2 separate regions of the Mus musculus genome follow, and region 1 is linked to region 2. A link is a loop called in an ENCODE intact Hi-C map of the cell type or tissue named here. Cell type or tissue: left cerebral cortex. All regions are shown on one strand. Links, peaks and the distances in the headings refer to the core of each region. The heading gives the core; the rest is flanking DNA. Region 1 has its middle 25 kb from the start of Ahi1. Region 2 has its middle 110 kb from the start of Gm33510.

Region 1 (12,434 bases), core at 2,138-10,137, 200 kb after region 2:
AAAATGAACTGAATATGAAAATCCCAAGAACTCCTCAGTAAGACCCAGTGACTCACCCTTCCTGGGCAAATACTAGTCTTCATAATCAAATGGGATGTGGCAACAATTCTTCAAAATGAACACCACTGTAATGCAGTAAGATTCAGGGGCATGGAGCAAGTGGTCAGTTTGGATCCTGGTATGCTGTTGCTGTCATCCATTAGAATGAGTGATCTCAACCTGCGTTAATGGTGACAGCTATAAATGCCTTAGAACACCACAGTATCTATCAATAAGCCCATGTGTGTGAAAAACATCTGTACTTGACCTAATTTAATTTCTGTGTCAAGCTCCGATGCTGGGGAAGGGGACTGTGAAAATCAACCTAGTAAATGTGGGTCTCTTTACTCACAGAGCTGTTGGAGAATTTTACCACATTTTGCCTTGAGATTCTTTTTGCTAAGGAAAGACTGTTGATAACGTGAATAGCAGGAAAGAGGGGAAAAGATGGAGGTCTGCTAATCTCAGTGTGTGTCCCACACCAGGTCTACAGCCTTATACCAGTGCCCCTGACTTCTTCCTGGAGACCTACCCACATCTGCAGAAGAGCCAACAATGATGATCTGAGCTGGGATCAGAGAGCTTGGTTGTCCCTGTGTGTCTCTCTCTATCTCTCTGTCTCCCTCTTTCTCTTTGTCTTACTCTGTCTCTGTTTCTCTCTCTCTCTCTCTTTCTGAAACCCACCATTTACAATGCCACCCCATCCTCTCTCTTCCTTCTTTCTCTCATTCTTTTAAATATGTATAACCTGGAGACAATCTCACCATAAGGTAAAAGCAGCCACCCATGCTATTTTGGCTTTATCTGTACCAAGTGATTCTCCACTGTTCTAATGTTGGAAGGTTTTATCTGAATTTTTCAACAGTTTTTGGAGGATTGTTTTGATTTCTTTTATTTCTATTTGCTGTTGTGCCATGTCTTTCCCTTGAGATACTGGGCAGAAGGAACCAGTGCTGTTTAATTGACAAGAAGAAGGATTAGTTAATAGAAAAAAGTAATTTCTACTTATTTAATGATGAAAATGGTATATGTATGTATGTTCTTACTTTGTAATGAGCCTATATTTCATAATAGCTAATATTCTGAAAACCCAAAGCACCCACCTAGTCCTTCCTTCATTATAAATGAGGTGTTTGTTTCCTCTGTGCACAACCTCATCCACTTCATTGGAATTAAAGATACAGTAGTGTTGTTGCTCTGTGCATGGAATTAAGGGTCTACAAGAGATAAGTTGGATGTTGTATGAATAATTCTAGTACAAAGATCTCTAGTCCCGAAGTTGCCTAAGGCTGCTGTTTCTGAAAGGCTAAGATGTCCTGTGAAATGGGTTCTTGAGCAGCGCCAGCCTTCCCTGTATTGCCAGCTTGAAGGCTTTCTCCCCAGAACAGTATGTTCTCAGGTCCTACAGAAGATGACAGCTGAGACTGACTTCCCTTCTTCTGCCAGGAAGTTACTGTTTCCAGGATACATCAGGATCTTGGAAATTACCTAATCCTCTCTCCCCACACATACAGTAGACTTTATCTGTTAAATGTCTTTGCCTGTAAGTAGCAAAAGCCAATTTTAGCCATTCTGATAATCAGAGAGCTGAAGATTCCAGATTTGGGAAGGTGTGAGACAAACTTGATTGGGCCCTTCCCTTCTTCTTAAGGGCCAACTCGGAAGAGACAGTCATTCTTCCAATAGCTCAAAGAAGATTCAGGCACCTCATCTTGAGTAAGACACGGACTGTTCACTGCAGTGATGGGCTCAGTGATGGTCTAGAACATGGCTTCACAAAGCTTTCCCATACAGAGCCAAGAAAGAGGTACTTCAGGCTTTGCAGGATGTATGGTCACTTGCAGTCATCTCACTCTGCCCTTGTAGAGCAAAGCAGACATATGTGGCGTGAACACGCTATGTATAGTAACACCTTATTGTTCGACACTTTAAGTTCTATGTAGTTTCCCATCATGACTATTATTTTTAATCCTTCCACCCTTTGAGTGATAATTAGAAATGTAAATGTCAGCATTGCATAAATAGGCTGCATGCTCTGGACTGCATTTTACTTGAAATACATAGACTGGGAATGGAGGTGTGTTTCTCAAAGCAAAATCAGGATAATGAGAACCAAACCAGAAGCATGAATATTCTACTTTACCACCATCATGTTTCATAGTTTCTGGCCACAAGCTTGGGGTGCAAGGTTCTGTGAACTCACGGACCTGTTCTAAAAGTGGAAAAGGAGTGGAACTCACCCTGGGTTTCTGACTCCCTAGCTCTTACCACTTGAGTTGTCCATCGCAGCTCAAACAAGGATCTGCTGATTTTCTATACCATTAGCAAGCCATTGGGTTACCAGACAAGATAAGTAGACCTCACAAGCCCTGCCAGCATTTGTAAGCCAGGAGTAGTACCACCTTGGTCCTTCCCTGGAAATTACCTGCCCTGTGATTGAGTGTGAATGTTGAGAATCTGTCTTTTATAGCCACATGGTGCCAGAAAAGTGGTCTCTTATGCTAGAATGAGAGAGTTACAAGCTACCAAAGGTGTTGATGAGTTGAAGAACTTACAAAGTAATTGTGGAGATACATCCTCCATTTCTCCATCATGCCTGCCCAGGATACTGGCTTTGTTCAGCAAGGAAATGTGTTGGACAATGTTTTGTTTTGTCTAGTTTGAGACATTCTTCGTGTTGAAGTTCCTGTCCTTGGCTGACCACCTATCACTTACAACTCCTCTCAAGCTAAGCTTATTGCTATGAATAAGATATACAATAGTACCGTGGTGTGACCATAGACTGTGTAGCTTATTTAAAATAACAGAGACAGACAGACAGACACAGAGACCCAGACATAGAAACACAGAGACAGAGAGACAAAGAGAAAGAGAGAGACCAAGACAGAGAAAGAAAGAGACGGAGAGAGAAGCATACACGCGCTCAGGCATCTCTCCATGCAGGGAACTTGAAATTTCTGTGTGTGGAATTCAAGCATAGTTTTGGGCAATAATAAAATGCTTAAAAGGCTTTCATTCTTCAAGTGGAAGCTGGCCTCATTCACACAATCCAAGAATCTAATTCTACAAAACATTGATCCCAAGCTCAGTTCTCCCACTGGAAGGAGAGAACTGTGGGCATCAAATCCTCCTAGAGTTTTAGAGGTGCTTTCTTCTCATCATCGCTACAACACAACAAAACATGTCTTCCCACCCCATCCACCCCCGGAAAATAATTACTTGACTTCCAGCCACCATTTCTTGACAAGCAGACTTGATGTTTTTGTCATCGAAAGTGACTCGACCTTTCTAGAGTGCTCTTTCCCTGTATCATACCTTCCTCCAGTCCATCCTCATCTGCTAACATTTGCTTAAAATAGCAAACCTTCCCCAGTGTGAGAGGCACACATCTTGTTACTGTAACACTTAGTACACTGCGCAATACTGCTTTCCCTCAAGTCTGAGACAACAGAATCCACAAACCACGCAGTTAGTTTACTAAACACTGAGGGGTTTAAAAAGAAGAGTCCGACAAAATTGTAATTGAGTCATATTACTTGGAACTGTCATTTAATACATAAAAAGGAGTTGTTTTAGTATAATTATGTAACACACGCAAGAGCCTGAGGTCCTGTTAGCACTTCTTACTTAACTAGTATCAATTTGTTTTTTCATCAAGACACTGTCACTGTAGGACATTCTCTCAGGCTGTTAGGAGCTTGTAGATCACATACTATGGAACACATTTTTATAGATCACATGATGTGGATCACATGACTGTGAGTCATATGCTTGTGGATCGCATATTGTAAATCGGATCATATGTTGTGGATCACATGCTTATAGATCATATGATTGTGGATCATTTGCTTATGGATCACATGCTATGGATCACATGGTTACCGATCACATGATATGGATCACATGGCTGCGAATCATATGCTCGTGGATCACATACTGCAAATCGGATCATATACTGTGGATCACATGCAGTGAATCACATGCTGTGGATCACATACCGTGGATTACATGATTATGGATCATATGGTTGTAGATAACATTCTATGGATTATATGTTGTGGATCACATGATTATGCATCATATACTGTGAATCATATGCTGTGAACCACATGCTATGGATCATATGTTATGGACCACATGCATGTAGATCATACAATTGTGGATCATTTGCTTGTGGGCCACATGCTGTGAATCACCCCTGCGCCTTAATAAAGTACAGGTTTTGGTTTTGAAAGCGTGATGTGCAGCCTGTGATCCTATTCCCACCAAATCCTTAAAAGATGCTGATGTTTCTGGCCAAAGGTCTCATGTGTTGCAACAGAGGGAGGAATAATTCTTTTACATATATCTCATTCACAGCATCCCACACAACTTATCCAATCTGTATTTTATTTTCCAAGGATTCATAAAACTGTTCACTAATTCGAAAGAAAATAGGAAATGTGGGTTATCATCCCCACGATAAGTGTCTGTCTTGCTGACATAATAATACTCCCCACTTCACTGGTTTTAGCCTGATGACTTTTAATTCTAATGTTGAATTATACTGTGATGTTTAAATGTGTTTTGATGGCAAAAAAAAGAGAGAACATTTACTACAATTCATAAAACAAGTGTTGTTTTGATGGTATCAAGAGCTCTGAGCAGGTCTGCACTCACACAGATCAAATTACTTAAGACTGCCACTCAGACACTGTCTGTGCAATGCCATCAACTGTAAGATGCAATCAGATGTCTGAATTATGAAACCCCAAGAGAACACAAGCAGGCCTCAGCGTTGCTTGTCTGGATTCTTGCTCCTTCTTTCCCTCAGATGTTCAGTGAGCTTAGCATAAGAGCAAGACAAACCTCAGTCTTGAGGACAGAATTCAGTGCCGGCCAAAAGTAAGTGAGAGAGACATGAATGCAGTCCTCATACCCTCCTAAACCTGGTTAGAAGCTGATGACCTATGATGTGTTATTTGTAGCCCAGGGGTACTCGAAATGTCCTCTGGATGTGCCCACACAGGGCTTAGTATGAGAAAACTGAAGATAGCCAGTGTGCTTCCTCAGCTAAACTAGCCCAGGATGGTAGAGCAGATTATAGTGGCATTAAAATGGCTTATTTCGATTCCTTCAAATTCTGGATATGCGATTTACCTTCTGATCCACTTTGGCAGTGTTTCTCAACTCTCCTAATGCTGCGACCCTTTAACACAGTTCCACATATTGAGGTGACCCCCCCAACCATAAAGTTGTTTTCGTTGTTGCTTCATAACTGTAATTTTACTGCCCTTATGAATTGTAATGCAAACATCTGATATACAGGATATCTGATGTGTAACCCCTGTTGGGGTTGCAGCTCATAGGTTGAGAACTACTGCACTAGAGGCACCTCATGCCCCACTTTCCTGGCTAGCCTATTTCCTCTTTCCTTTTTTTTTTCCCACTGAGAGATGACCAAAGTCAAATAGAAATGAATTTTAGTATTCATTTGGGCATTATAGTTTATGATCATGGCTTTTAAAATGATTTCTTTCTCCAGAAAGAAATAGGGGACATAATTATGCTTGCATTTTTGAACTTTATGTTCATCAAAAAAGATGTTAGAGATTTTAAAAAATGGATAACTATTGTTAAAAGCATAACGCAAAATCTTGGTAACTACAGAAAATAAATCTTTTTTTAAGATTTATTTATTATTTATTATATGTAAGTAGACTGTAGCTGTCTTCAGACACTCAAGAAGAGGGCATCATATCTCATTACGGATGGTTGTGAGCCACCATGTGGTTGCTGGGATTTGAACTCCGGACCTTTGGAAGAGTAGTTGGGTGCTCTTACCCACTGAGCCATCTCACCAGCCCCAGAAAATAAATCTTAAATGGAGCAACTTTTAATTTCAAACTGTAGTGTTTTGAATAAGACAACTATTCAAAACACAAAAGACCCCACCTAAAGAGACCTCACTGAAATGAAAATGAATGTTCTACAGCTCAAAACCATGAGAATTTAAATAGAATCCTTGCATCTCCCAGCTAGAAGGAACCTTAGAAATCATCCTGCTTAACAGCCTCTGAATTCACAGTGTTGACATTTTTATAGATATTTTATCCTTCCAGCCCAAATATTTTTAATTTTTTAATGCCATTCCTATGAAACAGATTATAAGGTTGTTTAAATCCTCAACTCACAACAATACAACCTTTCTTTGTATATATGTTTACATCACAGTATTTTAAATTAATGATTCTTATTTAGAGACTGGAGGTATGGTGTCAGAAAAGTCTCCACCTGCAGCCTCTGCCCCCACAAATGAGACCATAAGGAAGATGTCACTGTGACACTTGCTGGCAGGACATGCACCTGCAATCTTACTAGGCAAGGATGTTAAGATTATATGTATATGTACATGTATTTATATGCATGCAATAGCAATTAGTGAACAAAGAGACATTGAAGGGATGCAGGGAGAGGAATGGGAGGCTTTAGAGGGAAGGGAGAGGTGAGATGTTGTAATTAAAATCCCCAAAATAAAATATAAAAACAGTACGCTGTAATAAGAACTTCTCTGAAACCCATGGTATAGACTTGGCCTAGAGAGCTACAGTCTTCTATAAGCTGATTTGGTCCAAAATAAACCAGGATTCTCCATCGCTTCTCTGAGGTAGAAAACAAAGTTTGGCATGGAGTCTCATGCCTACACTCTCAGCACTTGGAAGAACGGGAACATCAGGACTGCTCTGAATTTGAAGACAGCTTGGGCTACAAGACAAGACCCTGTCTCACAAAAACCAAAAGAAAACAAGAACCAAGACACGTATTATCTGTCTCAGTTGGATGGAAGGAAGGACAAAATTCAGAAAAGCACGCACAAAAGACTAGAGCTTTGGTGACCTCTTGTGGGGTAATTTGCTAGCAGTCCATAATAAAGCATTTCAGGAATAGAGTTCCGACAGGTTTTCTTTGTGATATGGGGATTCAGTGGTAGTGTCTGCCTAAGAGCCAAACTCCCATCTCAACTTAGGAATGTCTATTCTTGCAAAAAATGAATCTGAGTGCTTTCCTATTGGACAAGGAGAAAACCTAAAAGTGGACTGAATGGAAATGTCCAGCAACCATATCTAAGCTGTGGTAGCGTTGGCATCATTGCTTGGATTTCTGTCGCTGTGTTTCACTGAATGTCACTATGTTCGTGTGTTCTGGAACACCATTTTCAGAATGCTACAGAAGAGCGTGCACATCACAAAAGCACTTCCTTAGTCATCAGAGGCATTAACTTTCTTTTTACTAATCTAAAATCTAGAATCTAAAATCAACCTAAGGCTCTGCTAAACAATTTTTTTCCTCTTAGTTTGTCTCCTTGAACGCTAACATGACTTTATGACTTTGAACATATTAACTAAAATATGAAACTTGGATATTCTGAAAAACAAGCACATAAAACTAGAGGCTACCGAATGCCCATTGCAAAGCTCAGAGCCAAGGCATCGAATAAAGCTGAATACAAGCTAACACACTCTCCTTTACTTACAGTTCATTCTAAAGCTAGCTTTAAGAGCATATGCTTTGATTATTATCAAAGATTAGCCATAAAATAATATTTCCAGAATACAAAGCTTGTAGCTCAACTTGAAAGCCAGGTCAGTTATGTCTGGGTTTATAATTAAGCATGTAAGAGGAAGAATATTAATATTTACTATTTTTTCTCCATTGCTTGGAGCATTTATCTTGATATATATTAAGCGCAATACTTATATCATAATACTGATGATAATGAAGCACTTAAAGAGTTAAATTTTACTTAAATTAACTTTTAATTTTTTTAAAAAATCAGGCAATCTATACCCAAACACAATTATCTCCATATTTGGTCTAACCCTCATCCAAATACACTTGCAATTTTACATGGTTGCAATAAAGGTGTGTCTCATGTTGAGATTGTTTCTTCTAGTCCCATGTTTTCTACTCTTTCTATGTCTCACTTTGGAGATGAAAATGGTTTATCATTTTGATGTGACATTTGTATATAAGTTGTTTTCAGCTTGCTGTTAACTGTGATGCTTCAGTAAGTATCTTCGTATAAAAGCTTTAAAGTGGCTTTATTAAAGCCAATAATCTGTGCTTCATCTCTTTTGAAAATAGCTGTCTGGGTCAGAATTAAAAGATGGCATACTCAAAAACAGAAAGAATGAAAGAAAGAAAGAAAGGAAGGAAGGAAGGAAGGAAGGAAGGAAAGAAAGAAAGAAAGAAAGAAAGAAAGAAAGAAAGAAAGAAAGAGGAAGAGAGAAAGAAAGAGAGAGAGAGTGAGAGAGAGAGAGAGAAAGAAAGAAAAAGGAAGGAAGGAAGAAAGGGAAAGAAAAAAAGGGCCTCCTATTTCTTTGAAATTTAATGAGAGATTTAGGTTTACCAACAGGATAGGTGAAGATCACAGAACACAGAGCTTGGCGAGAAAGACTCCACTACCAGTCCATGGACCATGAAGAGCAAATGAAGAGACTGCTGCTAAGGCCGAGCACCAGTGAGAGGATGACCCAGGATAAGCTCCAGCTGTTGAGGAACACAGCCGTTGCTGGAACTGTGCACAAGTTGGGAAAGATGGATTCCACAACACCACTCTCTCTCTCTCTCTCCTGCCTTTCCAGGCTGCGCCATGACCCCAGCTGGCTCACCCAATAGACAAAGGGGAAGGAAATCTGGAAAGGTGACGACCACAGTGGAGCAGAGAGCCTCTTGGAGCAGAGAGAAAGGATTTGCATGGGGAGTGGAATGGTAGACAATAACTAGCCCAGAAGCCCCATGTTTGATTAATTCAACAATTTAAGTAGTTGATAGTTGTAGCAGAAGCCAGAGGCCCAGAGCCACACCAATGATTCCTTGCGATTCACAAGTAAAGCTGTCTGGGCAAACAGGTATCCTGTGTGATGCACCAGACACACTGCAGCTTCCACAGTGAGGTGATATTTTTTTTCTTTTCTTTTCTTTTCTTTTCTTTTCTTTTCTTTTCTTTTCTTTTCTTTTCTTTTCTTTTCTTTTCTTTTTTTCCAGGCCTGTTCTACTAGGCAAAGTGTTCTGTGAATGTCAGCCAAGCATATGACTCCCGTGTAAAAGTCTTAGATGGCAAAATAGAGTAAGCTAGAGTTGTCTTTCTATAAGAGCTGGTCATTGGTCATGACTAGGAAGGCTATCAATAGTCCTCACATACATGGAGCGTGCTGATGGGTGTCTGTGGCAGAAGATGCCAGGGTGGCACAGAAACATAAAAACAAGATAAAAAAACTTTGCCTAGTAGAACAGACCTGAAATCCAATCTGCTTTGGATGCTGAAGCAGGAGGATCACAGCTTCAAGGCCTTCTTTAGTTACTGCACGAACCTCACACATGCCTGTGAGACCCTGTCTCAAATGAACATATGGAAAATCTGCATTATTATCTCAATGGCAGAGTGATTCTGTCAGCGAATCGGGATTGAGGACAGAGGCGGGAGGGAGCCTCAGATGGTCTGGCCCGATGTTGTTAGCCTGGCTTGATGGTGGCATGTCAGGTGAGGTTCTCGACGTGTCCTTCTGCATTCGGGTTCAGCTGGAGCTCAGTCCACGATGAGGGCTTGTTCACCGATGGGTGTCCTGGTTGGTGGACTTGGGAGCGAGTGAGTTGCGGTGGCCAGACTGGGATATTTAAGCTACACTTAGCCAATCATAGCTAAGGCGTTCACACATTACTTCATTGGGCATTTATTTACCTTACTTCAATTTTATCATACAAACGCACACACTCTAGGCTTGATTTCCATGGTTACATTCACCCATGGTATAGTTTCCTTATGTTGTTTACATCTCATTCCTTACAGATCCCATAGCACATGCAATAACCTGGGTTCACCCACCCCTCCCCAAAACAAAAGAGAAAAGAACGTCTCAGAAGAATTTATATCTCAACTAGTCACCTAAGTGACAAGAGGAGAGGGGTTTGAAATTATCCTAAAATGTTTTGAAAGGAACTTTGGTGTCAAATTCAAGCACATGGTTTTTACTGGGAATTACTTGTCTCATAATCATCTATCAAGTCTGGAATGGCGAGGCTCAGGGAAGCCCTGCCTTTGTTTCAGATAACTTTAAAAGGAATGAGCTGTGCCACTGTGTTCCAGCTAACCCACGCTTTCCACCCGGTTTAGGCTGGCCAAGATCATGGTCGTCCCACTCTTCCATCTTTGCTAACCTTTCACTTAATGATGTAGCCTCCCCAACTCCATACGTTGAAGTACAGACTCTCCTGCATCCATGATCTCTCTCTTGACTTATTTTCTGCATTGCCTCTATTATTTATTGGTGCTAGAATCTACCTTCACAGGAACAAAAACCACTGCTTCTATGTTATTCGCCCCCGCATCTTCAGCTGCTGCAGTAGCACCTGGCAGTTAATAAATGCTCAGTAAACATTTGCTGAATGAATGTTTCCACATTTGGAATGGTTTGAGGGACAGTCAAACCATTCCAAAGAATTTATGAGTAATTTTGTTTATATCAATGGCAAATGACTTAGCTTGATGAAAACTGGCAGTAAAAAGACATCTGATATATCATAAACACATTAAGAAACAATGAGATGATTTAATCATAAACTATCCTTATTTAACCTGAAAAATGTTTAAATGTATTCCTTTAAATTGGAATGCTACATTTTAATGAAATATAAGTACTAAATAAATGTCCACTTCTACTGGGCCCAAGGCAATGAAAACTAAAGAGAGATGTTTTTTTCTCTTGACAAGTTTTCAAGACAAGAGATATTCATATAAAAAGGCACATGACCAAGATACTGCTACAGCAGTGTTGCCCAGAATTGTTACTGGTGAGGTGTTGTCTTGACTGTGTGACCACTGGTCTCCTCTCATGTCCACTGAGGCTCCAATGGATAGTCCAATCTGATGATCACACAGATCACTGGTTATATAAAAGGGGTCACAGAATAAAACCAAAAGTCACAGACTGAAGAAAGACTGGAAGCAAGGAGGAGACTTGATAGAGGGTGGATCTAAGACAGCAGGAAGAGAGAATGATCAGAGTTCATTATACACATGTGTAAATTGTAAAAGAACGAGCTTCATTAATATGAAAAAAAAGCTTTTGGATCAAAAAAAGTTATGCTCCTTAGGAACATAGCTTTCCACAAAGCACCAGCAACATTAAAATAAAGCTAATTAAAATATGTATTTAATATATTTTATTTTATTCAGGCATATTTGTTTGTGAGTATGTTTGTCTGAATGTGAATGTGTAGAAGCATGTCATGGTGTCTTAGTTATGGTTTTATTGCTGCAAACAGACACCATGACCAAGGCAACTCTTATAAGGACAACATCTGAGGCTGGCTTACAGGTCAGAGGTTCAGTCCATTATCACCAAGGCAGGAACATGGCAGCATCCAGGCAGGCATGGTGTGGGAAGAGCTGAGAGTTCTACATCTTCATCTGAAGGCTTCTAGCAGAGTATTGACTTCCAGGCAGCTAGGAGTAGGGTCTTAATGCCCATGCCCACAGTGGCACACTTACTTTAACAAGCCCACACCCACACCAAGAAGGCCACAACTCCAAATAGTGCCACTCCCTGGGCCAGGCATATACAAACCATCATAAATGGAATGTACGTGGAGATCAGAGGACAGCTAGCTGGAGTTAGCTCTCTCCTTCCATCATGTGGGTCTCAAGGACCAAATTCAGGTGATCATATTTGGCAGCAAATGCCTTTACCTGCTGATCCATCTGGCCAGCCCAAGTACGTATCTTTCAAAGGGCTCTTTTGTAAATTAAATGAAATAAAGACAATAAAATACTTAGCAAAATATTAAGCATAAAGATTCACTAAATGTCAATTGTTACGACTTACATTTCCTAATAAGAGATTCTTTGATCCACTTCAGTGTTATGACTCTTTATGTAAGCTTAAAAATATTTTTTCTCATATTGTTTCTGATAACAACCCATCCCTGTTAAGTAATTAATTTTACTGGATAAGTCGTAGCTGACATCCGAACTTCTTGATATATGCCTCCATTATAGAGAATCATCACCACTTGGTCATGTGGTGCAGACCTGTCCTGTCATTCCAAACGCTGGAGAAGCTAAGAAAGAGGAATTCAGCTTGCCATCCTGTCAGGACTGCAGAGTGAGTGAAGGCTGGCACAGGCTGCTCAGCAAGACCCTCTCTCAAACGAAAGCAAAGAGGTTGGGGGGGTAAACGCAGTGGCAGAGTGCTTTCCTAGCACGCGGGAAACTACAGGTTCAATTTCTAGAATAAGATGGGGAGAAGGGCAGAGAGAGAAAGAGACAGAGATTATTGATTTGTTATCATTAATAATATTATTATATTGACATAATTTTCACTAAGCTGTACTTTCACTAAAAATGGAAAGTCATC
Region 2 (11,732 bases), core at 1-8,000:
TGTCTTTGTGTTTTCTTCAGGTTTGTTTGACACGCTGGAAGCATGAACAGCAGCAGTGGATCATTTGTGATATTTTTTTTTGAATAAAAGTTTATCACTTTTCACATTTACAAATAACAGCAAGCCTCTGGCTGAAAGTAAAAACACTATAAAAATGTTTGTCCTAAAGGAATGTTAGAAATAATCTAATGCAACAGTTTGTAGTACAGATGAAAACACTAGAGTCAAGGGTGACTGAGTGGCTTGGTGTCGACCAGCTGGATGCTGCCTAAATGAGGGTGTGAGTCCTGGACCAGAGGGTCCTATCCGCTACTCTCTTCTGTTCACTCTCTTAATTAAAAGCTAACCTGTTCAAATGGTTAAATAATCCTTGGGGTGGGAATTTAAATGCTTTGACTTAACATTAGAACACTGACACATTTTCTTCTTGCTAAATTTCTAAACATGCCTGGTATATAGACATTAGTCACTTTGGGTCCCTACAGTTTCTTTTCTTTCTTCTCCTCACATCTCAATATCAAGCACTTTCAAGTCTACTAAGGAACCGAGTAGGCACCATGTCATGAGTGAAGGTGCTGAGCGTCCAGGACACTCCTGTGGGAGAAAGCTGTGCTCCTGGAGTGCAAATGTTAAGGAAATGAGGGCGCTACCATCACGGAGCAATTATGGGAATGGCTTCACTACAGTGTGAGGGACCAGGTAAATCTTCAAATGCCAACATTTTGTTTTCTCAGGGAGCTGTACCTGCTAAGAAACACTTCTACCTGACTCAAGACCCCACTGATCTATGTGAACTGCAGCATGGTGAATTCTTGGGACGGTTCATGTAGTTGGAGTGCTCCTTCCTACGTTGTATGGAACCTCTGGATTGTGAGATAAACTACATCAAACAGCTCTTAACTAGATGTTCACAAATCCTCTCTGATGCTTAAATGTGACAGTTGTCTTTAATGTAATGAAGGACTTGTAGACGTGAGCTGGATTGGCTTCTTGCCTAATAAATTCCTTCTAACACTATGCCACGTGAGTCAACAAGCTGCTTCCCTTGTTGGCAAACAGCAAATTAGACCCTGGAAGAATGGTTACTGGACAGAGGTGTTTCCAGGTGATACATTCCCACTTGGATGCAGCTTGACCAGTTTAGTTTTGCGTGTTACACCCTTCTTTTGGCTGAGAACAACACCATCTGACATCGGGATGCCCTCGTCTTGATCATTGACAGCTTCTAGATTACATTTTCATCTGGAATTTAACACCAAAAATCATTTCTCAAAACAGTTAAAAATTCCAGGTTTAAAGTTATTTTAGGTCACTTACAAGGTATGCTTGGCAAATTCTCGGCAAACATTTTAGCTAGGGTTTTTGTTCAGTTTCAACAATGGGTGGCTTTGTGCCAAACACAGTGGACAGTGTTAAAAAGGTGTCCTGGTGCCATTGTTTTCTTTAAACTGATGCCTGTCTCTGACACATCTTGGATTTTTCCATCCTTGTCCTAAGTAGCTTCATTCAAAAAATAGTTTCTCCAAACCATTTTGCTGTAACACTCTTCCCTGACGTTGGCACATGCTCAGATGAGTGGAGCCTCTGAAATCAGACAGCTCAGAGTCAGGTAGAAAGCCTTGTCAGGAGAATCTGGATTTGGGAGTTGTTGCTAGTTAACTTTGAGCTCCTACTGGCAATAAAAAGGGACTTCATTTTACTGGAGCAAATGTCACTCAAGACAGCTCCACTGGCACCTCTTTGTTACCCCAGCCAGTAATAAAAGATAAAGCAGAGGAAATGGAGGAGCTGCAGTCGTGCATTCATGACACACAAAGTCCTTGTTCCCCAGCAGGCGCTGCGGAAAAGCAATTGTCCATTCACAGCACACCCTCTGCAACTCCCAGCTAATATTTTCGCTGTTCTTAGCTAGGTACACTAGGCAGTTAACTGTTAACCCTTGAGAATGCAGCGTTTATGCCTGTGTTCTCAGGGCTACTGATACTGACCCAGTTTCACAGATTTCTAGTTCTCAGTGTTGAGAATAGAAACTTTAAGGAGAACAAGTTAGAAACTGTGGAGCAGGGGGGAATGGTTTCGAATAATTCTGTCTCATCTGTTATTGCATAACTCTCAGATAAGGAAGCCTATGGTAACTGTGTGCTATTTGAATTGCTTTTATAAAAATTGACTGTCAGACAGGGAAGGTTCCCAGCAAGGTCCCCTTAGACACAGAATAATGCGTGGCTGAAACCCTTAGCTCTGTGTTCAGCTGTGCCTTCTGCAGCAGCTAGTGAGCTAGGCAGTTTACTGTGCATGGGTATATGTGCCTGCCTTGTTTCCTCTCTTGCAATGCTCTCTGGCCAGAGCACACGAAGAGCTGAATTTTTGGATGATTAATTAGTCCCCAGACTCCATCACTTAAGTCCCTAATTAAATATCTGACTCTGCTTTCAAACCCTTCAGGAAAAGATAATTACTTAATCTTGCAGTGATGATAAACTTTTCTTTTCCTTTGTAAACAGTAAGACTTACATCATTGCCCACATAACTCAAATCTACATCTCTCCTGTTAACTTTGAGATTGAAAATAGACTTTTTATAAAATGCAGCAAGATAATAAAGCAGATTTTTCTCACCCCCCCCCCCCAGCCCTCTACCCATCGCCTCTGTTCTCTCTCACTGCCAGCTGTTCCCTTGTGTTGTCAGCTCTACTTTCCTCATTTTGAGGTCTGCTCCCGACCAACCAACAAACCCAAGAGAAAGCAAATCAACAAATCAACCTGATTTTCTCCTCCAGTGGTTCACAACCCTTCACCAACATTTTCCTGCCCCGTCCTACCAGAACTGAAAAATGACCCAATTCTAAAATTTATAATGGAGAAGAAATACTGCACTCATTTAAAGACGTGGGGGGTGGGGTGGGGTGGAGGGTTTCTACGAGGGCTCAAAGTTCAGAGAATGCCCACTCTCCTGCTAAACCCTGTTGCCCTCGAAGAGTTAATTCAGGGCACAACGCTTAGTCAGTTTGCTTAGAAAAAGGAAGGAAATTCAAAAGCTGGTTGCTGTAGGAACAATCACAGACAAAAATACATATATATACGTATATATAGGTCCGGGTCCATTTTCAATAAAAACAAAAACCCTGGCGCCTGTCTCCCTGCGACTCGGAACTCTCAAGTAAAATGAACTTGCCGCTTAAATTTGTTGTACATACCTCAACCATTAAACAAGACATTTAACCATAGTGGCAGTTCTGTGACCTTTGAATGCTGTGAAATCTCTGAGCGGTGCGGCTTGTTCATGAAGATTTGTGCTGCAGAATCCAGCAACCTCATCCAGGATTAGCAGTATAATTATGCAAGTTTTATAGAAAGAAAAAGAAAATATTAAAAAAAAAAAAAAAAGGAAAGAAAGAAAGAAACGCCAAAGGACTCAGAGAGCTCGAGAAAGAAGGAAGGGAGAGAGAGGCTCTCTGGGCGAGGACACCACTTTTCTCCCAGCCGAGCGAGCGAGCAAGCAAGCGAGCGCTGGGACAGAGCCGAGCCTGCTGCAGTGCCCAGAGCTAGCGACTGGCTGGGTGAGCAGGCAGCCGGCCTGGGAGGCTGGCTGAGCCTGTCAGTTGCCACAGGCAGGGAAAACCGGAGACCAATCGGCTTCTGCGCCAGCAGCTTACTGGAGTGGAGCCTTTTCTGTTTATGTTTCCTCATTTCGAGAGTGACGTCAAAGGGTTTAGTTTTTCCTCAGCATGTGCTATTAATTTTAAAGTACTGTACTATGGGAAGAGTGTGTGTGCGCGCCTGTGATTAGCTGAGGTGCCCCACTCTCGGGAGAACCCAGGAAACATTTTACTACAATCCGAAGCAATGGTTTAAGAGTTTTCATTCTGTCGAGTTAGGTGTTTGAAAATGATAAAAAAAACAAACAAACAAACAAACACAAAAACAAGACAAGACAGGCTGAGCCAAGCGATGGTAGCAAGCTTCCCATGTTGCTGTGTGTGAGTTGATGTGCACGTGCCACGTGACAGCTTGTTGCTTATTTCTGACTTACTGATTTTTATCTTTAACTAGAAAACTAATTGTTAACATATCCCTAGAGCAACCTATACAGAACTGTGCAAATGGGCTGGAGCACCTTAGGAGGTGCAGGGAAAAAGGAAATCCACGTGGCTCTGGCTTCTCCCTCCTTCCCTCAGCTTCTCAGGATTATTAAAACAGGGCGATCCCTGCTCACTCCCCACAAAAGTCACTTAAGAGGCAAGACACAGTGCATCCATGCAGGCTTGCCTGAGCTAACTGCTTCCTCTCCCAGAGTGTACTGAGGTACAGCTATTTAGGGACGGTCCCTCTGCCAGGGGCCCCAGCTAATCCCTGTATTTTCCTTCCCACTCTTGAAAATCTCTGCAGTTCCCATCTGTTGTTTCTGCTTCCCCCGAGTCCGCCCCACTCCATTCCCACCCCTGATTCTATAAGGAAAACCTATTTTTCTTTTCCTCCTCTCTCTTTTAGGTTTCCTGTCCTGTCCTGTTAATCCCACAGCAATGACAGACCTATAACAGGAGTATGTGACTCAGATTATGCAATCAAATGTCTCCTTAGATAGGGTAAAGAAAATGTTTGAGAGAGACACAACATTGGAAAGTCCCAAGTCTCTCTCTCTCTCTCTCTCTCTCTCTCTGTATATATATATATATAAATGAGAAACTAGTTATTTATTTACACCCGTGATCTTAGGAAACCCTGGGAATTAAAGACTCTAATCCTAGCAATGAGGACGCAATAGTAAATAGAGTATTTTTCTTACACAGACTTTACATTTTGAGGGTGAAGAGATGTGATTAAAAATAAATTAAAATCCTGTATGATAGAACACATTTGTCATCCTAGGACTTGGGAGGCTGAGGCAGGATCAAGCTCACCCTGGGCTACTAAGTGAGATTTTAAATTTAAAAACAAACAAACAAAACCAACCTAAAGATAAGTAAACACGTGATGTCAGGTTGTAAGAAAGGCTTTAGAATAAAGTGCGGCAGAAGCTAGAGCAGCGTGTGTGATTGTCCGTGGAGTTCACACTTTGCTATTTTGGCTGTGATGGTCGGAGAAGCTCTCTGATAAAGAGACTTGGAGTAGAAATCTGAATGTGGGCAAGAAGCCGGTCACGTGTGCATTTCGGGTCCATGCCTCCATACTGAAAGACTAGGAAAGGGAGATGGGTGATTTATGAGAGTGAACAGAGAGACTGAGGGAATGGCTTCGTGGAGGAATGCCAAGGACCTGAATAGGAAGAGTAGAACTTGTTTCCAGGAAGGGCGGTCCTCTCAGATGGTTTCAATAGCAGACAGACTTCTGTGGATCGTGAGCAAAAGCGTAGGGTCCCACTGCACTGCCGAGAGATCATCTTAGCCTGAACGTGGGTACGTGGGTAAGAGCCGTGCGCATGCGCAGGTAAAATATCCAGGTTCTAGGACTGCCGTGCATACCCCCCCCTCTCTCTCTCTCTCTCTCTCTCTGTAGCTTGAAGACCTAAGATACAGAAAGGGAATCATGACAGCTCCCAGGTGGTTGGCTTAAACAGAGTCACCATTCACTAATACAGGAAAGACTGCATGAGGAGTCTTGTCTTCATGAAACTTGGATTCTTGTGAAGAAAATAAGTCCTCTTAATGAGTATGAGGTTGTATAAGACATGGGATGGTAATATATTGTCAAAAAACATAAGGAGACAGTAAGTTAGATAAAGGTTTGTGCTCTATCAAGTATCTTAGCAAGAACTCAGTGTGAGGGAATATTAGAGTTCAGACTCAAGGTTGACAAAGGAACAAAAGTCAGATGGCATTCAGACAAGAGGATGACACAAACACAAAGGCTTTGAGGAGTGGAATGGATGGTGAGTTACAGATGATGGCAATGGATCTAGCAGATCTTGGAGGGCTTTCTAAGTTGCTGTAAGAATTAAATAAATTACATTTATTGTAATTGACTTGGGTCTTTAAATGAGATATGGTTTAATTTTAGCATGGTCGTTCCAGCAGCTATGTTAAGGTCAATATGGAAGAAAGGAGTCTAACAAAGAAACTGTTGTAATACACAAGTCAAAGATCGTGGTGATAATGCACCAGGATGCTTTGGTGGGATTGATTAGAAGTGTTGCCTTAGGGTTAGATTGTGATCTTAGAGACAATAAGTTGGTAAGACAACCCATTGGGAAATGTATTGGTTTAGACATATAAGGAGTTTACCAAGAGGAAGTAATGGTTTCTCAAAATTTTTCAATCAAGTGGAAAAACAGAGCTAATATTGATTAAGAGTGGGGGGTACAGATTTTCAGGTGAGGATAAGGATTTAATATGATATCTTTCCCTGTGAGATATCTGCATGGAAGTATCAGATAGGCAGTTGACTAGATAAGCCTGGCGTTGAGAGTGCACCGTGGGCTATGTGGGTTTGTACACCATTGTTTAATCCATCAAACCATGGCAGTTGATGAGAGTGCAGATGGAATGATTTCATAGCACAAAGATGTGGGCAGTCTGTTGTTAAGTCATCAGAAAGAAAACAAAAACAAAAACAAAAACAAAAACAAACAAACGGCAAAAAAGAATGAGAAGAAGCTAGCAGGAGATCCCAGAAAAGCTGGAAGAGGGTGGTGTCTTGGAAGCCTAATGGAGTATTTCAATGATCATCTTTGTGAAGTAAAAGCTGGATAAAAATGGAGAATTAGCCCTGGAAATGAGATTCATTTATATTTTTGACAAAAGTGAATCTGGTATCCTAGGAAAGATGGAGAATGAAGATAGAGAAGCTTTTATGAAGTCCACCAAAGCTGAGTGAGCTTTAAGAGTGGGGCCCAAAGCTGAGAAATCTGTGGGTACCTTTAAGAGGATGGAGGTCCCTCTGTCTTGACCTTCTCTGTCATGAGGGTAGAATGGGGGCTGCTGTCTGCCAGTTTGGGAGTTTCTTCCAGACACTAACTCCATTGGCCCCTTCCACTGAGTTCCAGTCTGCAGAGCTGTGAGGTTATTGGCTTATGTTGTGTAAATCAGAGAGTACATGGTACCTTCCTACGGCACCCCAGGCAAGATCATGTAGTCAGTTACGGTGGTCAGTCAGTTCTCTATTTTTGTCTTAGGTCGTCAATGCTGGCTATCTACATTGTCTGTCACATTTTAATTGGAAAAGCTTAATGATTTCAACATACCTGATCATGGTTCCTAAACTTGGCCATCCATTCTCTTCTCCCTGACACTTATAACTGAGAGAAATGTGAGGGTCCATATAACAGTATATCTGCATCAATACTAATGACGATGTTGGTTTCTATCTGACTCCCAACACCACAGTAATGTAAAGGTTAAGGTCACTGGAATTAAACTATGACAGGATTGTTCTGCAGGCACCACTATTTAACACACACTTTAGAATATTTTTGGAGTACAGCATTTGAAATGACCACATCTTTTGCAATTTATCATTTGTAAAAATAATCTAAAGGGAGTGACCTTATTTTTAGCCTTTTCATTTCCTTTCTTAATCCCTTTCTTAAATAGCCCATAGCCCGTGACTCAGAGAAATGACCACTCTCACTTTCCTTCCGTTATAATTCAGCTGTGTATTTTCTCCATTGAAATATTTAAAAACACAATTCTCCTCCTGCTGTACTCTAAGATGATGAATTTCTCAGATCGTTTACAGATGTGAAATGCATTCATGAAACTTTTTTTTTTTTGGATGTATTTGTAGAAGGATCCAGTAGTATATACCCAGCACGCCTTTGGGAGTACAGACAGAGGGAATTTGATCTCTGTCTGGGAAGGTCCTCTCCTTGGCACCAGGTTTAACAGACATGTCTTGATGATAGCAGTAAGAGGCCACAAGTTCCCTGAAAGGAAAAAACAACAACAACAGAAATTCAGGGAAAAGAAAGAGTATGCCCCCATGGGAAGAACTGTGCAACCTGTGAGGGTCCCTTTGTCCTTAAGCAGGAAGACACAGATTATGTTCAGAGACTGGCTGGTAGGTTCAGAATGATAGAAATATAAGATGTAGGAAAGGAAAAATGTGCTATGCCTCCACATGGCAGTCCAGTGAAATGATAAAAGATAAAAATGGAGTTTGACTGTTAACCACCAGGAACCATGATTATTGAAGGTTTCCAAGAAGGGCTTTGAAATTGCTGTGTTCTTATTAGCAATATAATCTTGGGGTGAATGAAGACTTGCAATTTTGTTACCAAGTAGTGGACAATGCCATGGGGAAAATCCTGGGACCACGGCTCAGTGACAAGAAACCAGCACCAGACTCTTGTCTTAAGAGTGGTGTCTTTTTCAGTAGAGTCACATCTGATGTAAAGTCGGAAGGAACCACAAGCAGATGTAAAGAAGAGAGCATGCTTGAGGTGAGCAGAAGATGCTTCAGTAGAAGCAAAGGGTGCTAGAGATGCAGAAACAATCCTTGCTGAGATGCCAGTCCTTACAAAGATGCTGGCACTTAGGTGACGATGAATCTTGCTTCTTCTAGAGGCAAACACAACATCATTTGGATAGAAGGGTAGAAAATGGAGATAGGAATGGATAATAACAGTGAAGTAGGAACAGGTGTGGGTTCTAGTCCAAAGGCTGGTGTCATTATAAGGTAAGGTAAGGACATAGACACCCTGAAGGATAAGAACACAGACACACATAGTAGGATAAGGACACAGATGCACATAGTAGGATAAGGACACAGAAGCACATAGTAGGATAAGGACACAGATGCACATAGTAGGATAAGGACACAGGTGTACATAGTAGGATAAGGACACAGAAGCACATAGTAGGATAAGGACACAGAAGCACATAGTAGGATAAGGACACAGATGCACACAGTAGTAAGACCATGTGAAGATACACAGAGGAAAGGGGCGTCTGTACTCCAAGGAGATAGACTTTAGGAGAAACTATGATTAAATCTTGTTTTTCAGACTGTTAAGAAATAAATTTCTATTGTTCAAGACACATAGTCTTGGGGATTTTGCTACAAAAGCCCTGGCATACTAATGCATCACAGAACACAGATCCTAAGGCAAAAAGTTTGCCAAAGCCCATTTCTTTAGGAAACTAGAAGTGTGGTGAAGCACATCTCTAATACTAGCATCCAGTAGGCATCTCTTTAGGAGTTCCAGGCCAGCTGGGGCTACACAATAAGACCATGTCTTTTAAAGAAAAAGACTTGTGTTGGACAGGATAGCTAATATATTTCTTGTCATTATAACAGTGCATTTCTCCAAGGTTTGTATTTTGTTTCACTCATTGATTGACTTTTATATTGATAAGGGATTTATTTTTTCAACATAGACATATAATTATTAGGTAATCTAGTGATTAATTACACCATTTCCAATATTATATAAAAGTTTCTTTACTGGAAATTGTCTTTATACACTTAAAATTGGAAAGTAATTTTTAGTCCTTTTCAAGACAGGCATTTAAAGATGACTGATTTTTTTTGAGCCATTATAAAATTGGTAAACACTAAGAAACTATCAGTGAAAAGGGAGAAATATATCAGAGCTTCATTGTTGACTATACAAGATATATTAAAATAACTAGCTCCCTGAGAGCATTGAAAACTAAATTTCACTGAACAAAAGATAACCCACACATTTTCTTTAGGAATACTCTATTGATTAAAAACAAGTCATTATTTTTCAGGCTGTCTTCTTAAGTATTCAATCATAAATCATTATTTGGAATTAAACGTTTTAAGACTATTGGTTAGATCTCCATAGCTTTCTCTGTAATGTGTTTTCAGCGTTTGGCACAGCACTCTGCGTTAAACAGACGACCCATACGTAGCTGTGTAATGACTGAACTCATGAATAAATGATGTTGGTGGAGAATAGATGTGAACATCAGATACTTTAGTCCAGAGACCGAAAGAAGATTCTACAAACACATCAAGCATCACTCCAGAGGTTCAGCTCTACTAGGAGTCTAGTCTAGCTTACAGGAACCCAAAGGGAAGAAATCACATACTTTATTGAACAACTGAGACACGAATGAGGCAGGAGATGGTTCACATAATAAAGTGCGTGTCTTGAAAGCACACGTTCCTATTACCCATAAAAAAGAGCCAGTCATGGTGATATATACACTTGTAATCCCAGCTCTAGGGAGACAGAAACAGGTAGACTTGGGTTCTCGGGCTGCCATCAGTGAACCTGTCTGCTTTTCTTCTATCAGTGGCACTGCTAGAGTACAGTGTCTGCTGTGTGTGATCATCCAAGGGCATTGTCTCCATGGAGTCTCCCAGAAGTCATAGGAGCTTCTGGTTCCTGGTTATACACCACACCATCTCCCTTGAATGGTTTCTTATGTGCTCCTTCCTCTCTCATCCTCTGAATGCACTCTTCGCTCTTTGCGATGGTAAAGTCAACACACTGTCGAGCGCTTCTTTCTCAGTTGTTTATTTTACTTTCCTGCTTTGCCCGTTTGTTGATCACTAGCCTGAAAGGCTGCTATATTCTTATTGATTTTCTGGGCATCCTTCTTGTTTATCATCCTTTATGATAAAGGCCACAGGAAATTTTCATCTCCTACTTGACAATATTTCCTTTAACCCCAGGCAGGGTTAACATTTAAATTCACAATGGAAACATTTTCACAGGTGATATTAAAATAGCTAGAATACTAAGGATTATTGACACTCTTACATGGAGATAAACGATCCAGTGTCATTTGCTGTATAGTTTGGGCTTACCCTTCCTTGCACACCTGCTCCCTACACAAGACATGAACTCAATTAATTATTCAATACTTTTTTCAAAATCTGTTCTCACATCTTAAACATAGCATCAGATGGAATAGATAGCCTTTTGTGTTTGATGATAATATGTAACCTCAGCATGTATTGCATCTGTCTCCATGGATACCAAATTTCTGTGAATGATGCTTAGAGTAAAAAAAAAGAAAAACTCTATGGGGGAAACTGCATTGTGCTCGTTCTTTTGACTCTTGCTCTCGCCTTTCTGCCCCTCCCCCATTCATTTTCCATCCAGGGTTATAGATTGCAAGCAACTGGCATTCTATAGAAAGGTGCAATGGAAAACCCCTGCATTTAGGATCACAAGGTATTTTGTTTGTTTGTTGTTGACTGAGTGGTGAGCATAAGGCACAGACATTAAGACTGTTGTAGGAAATAAGAAAGTAAAATCCTAAACCTATTTTTTCCACAAATCCTGACTTGAAATCTCATCCCCAAAGGGCTCTAAACCCGGAACCAGCGAGTGCAGCAATGGAAGGGGATTTTCTAGAACAAGTTTGTCATTTTTATAAAACTAAATTGCAATGATCAGGATTCCCAGAGTTCCAAGCAGTCAGAGCATCCTGGCTTGGAACATCACTAGCTTGTCAAATCCCTGTTTACCACATTGTGCTGGTTAAAACACCTGCGAACATTTGCTCTCCTTATTAAATAAGAAAACAGTAAACAAAACTTACTGTTCCAGTAAGAGGCATGATGTGGAAGGGTGTCCAAACAGTATGACAACCAGTGTAAGATGCAGGCTGTATTTCAGACAAAATCTCTCAAAGCTTTCCCATTAAGGAAAAGCAAAGGAAAGGATTCTCAATGGTTTTATAAAGACCAAGAGCTACCTTCCTGCTTAATGCTTTACTTGTTTGTTGATTTGTGTCCTCTGTTTTAATGTCTAACCTTGCTCTAAGAGCAATAGGCACACTCAAATTAATGGCTTATGCATTCTTTTCTTGGCTA

Evidence for each region. Peaks named below come from ENCODE experiments on the same cell type or tissue, not always from the same donor. Only the 100,000 strongest peaks of a DNase experiment are listed, where the experiment ranks them.
Region 1: a loop joins it to region 2, with 2.3 times the contacts of the local background. A loop is called at or near these places in 4 of 42 quality-filtered maps.

What each region holds. Positions count from the first base shown.
Region 1 is chr10:20,921,202-20,933,635 of GRCm38, forward strand. No RefSeq gene overlaps it. Among named protein-coding and RNA genes, the nearest start is that of Ahi1, 25 kb to the right of the region's middle. In left cerebral cortex, for the core only: a CTCF peak has its summit at 6,924 (motif pointing left); a DNase peak (open chromatin) is centred at 6,887.
Region 2 is chr10:20,721,480-20,733,211 of GRCm38, forward strand. It overlaps a transcript of Pde7b not described here. Among named protein-coding and RNA genes, the nearest start is that of Gm33510, 110 kb to the right of the region's middle. In left cerebral cortex, for the core only: a CTCF peak has its summit at 3,547; DNase peaks (open chromatin) are centred at 1,676, 2,153, 3,198, 3,596 and 2 more places; H3K4me3 peaks cover 2,920 bases; H3K27ac peaks cover 3,093 bases.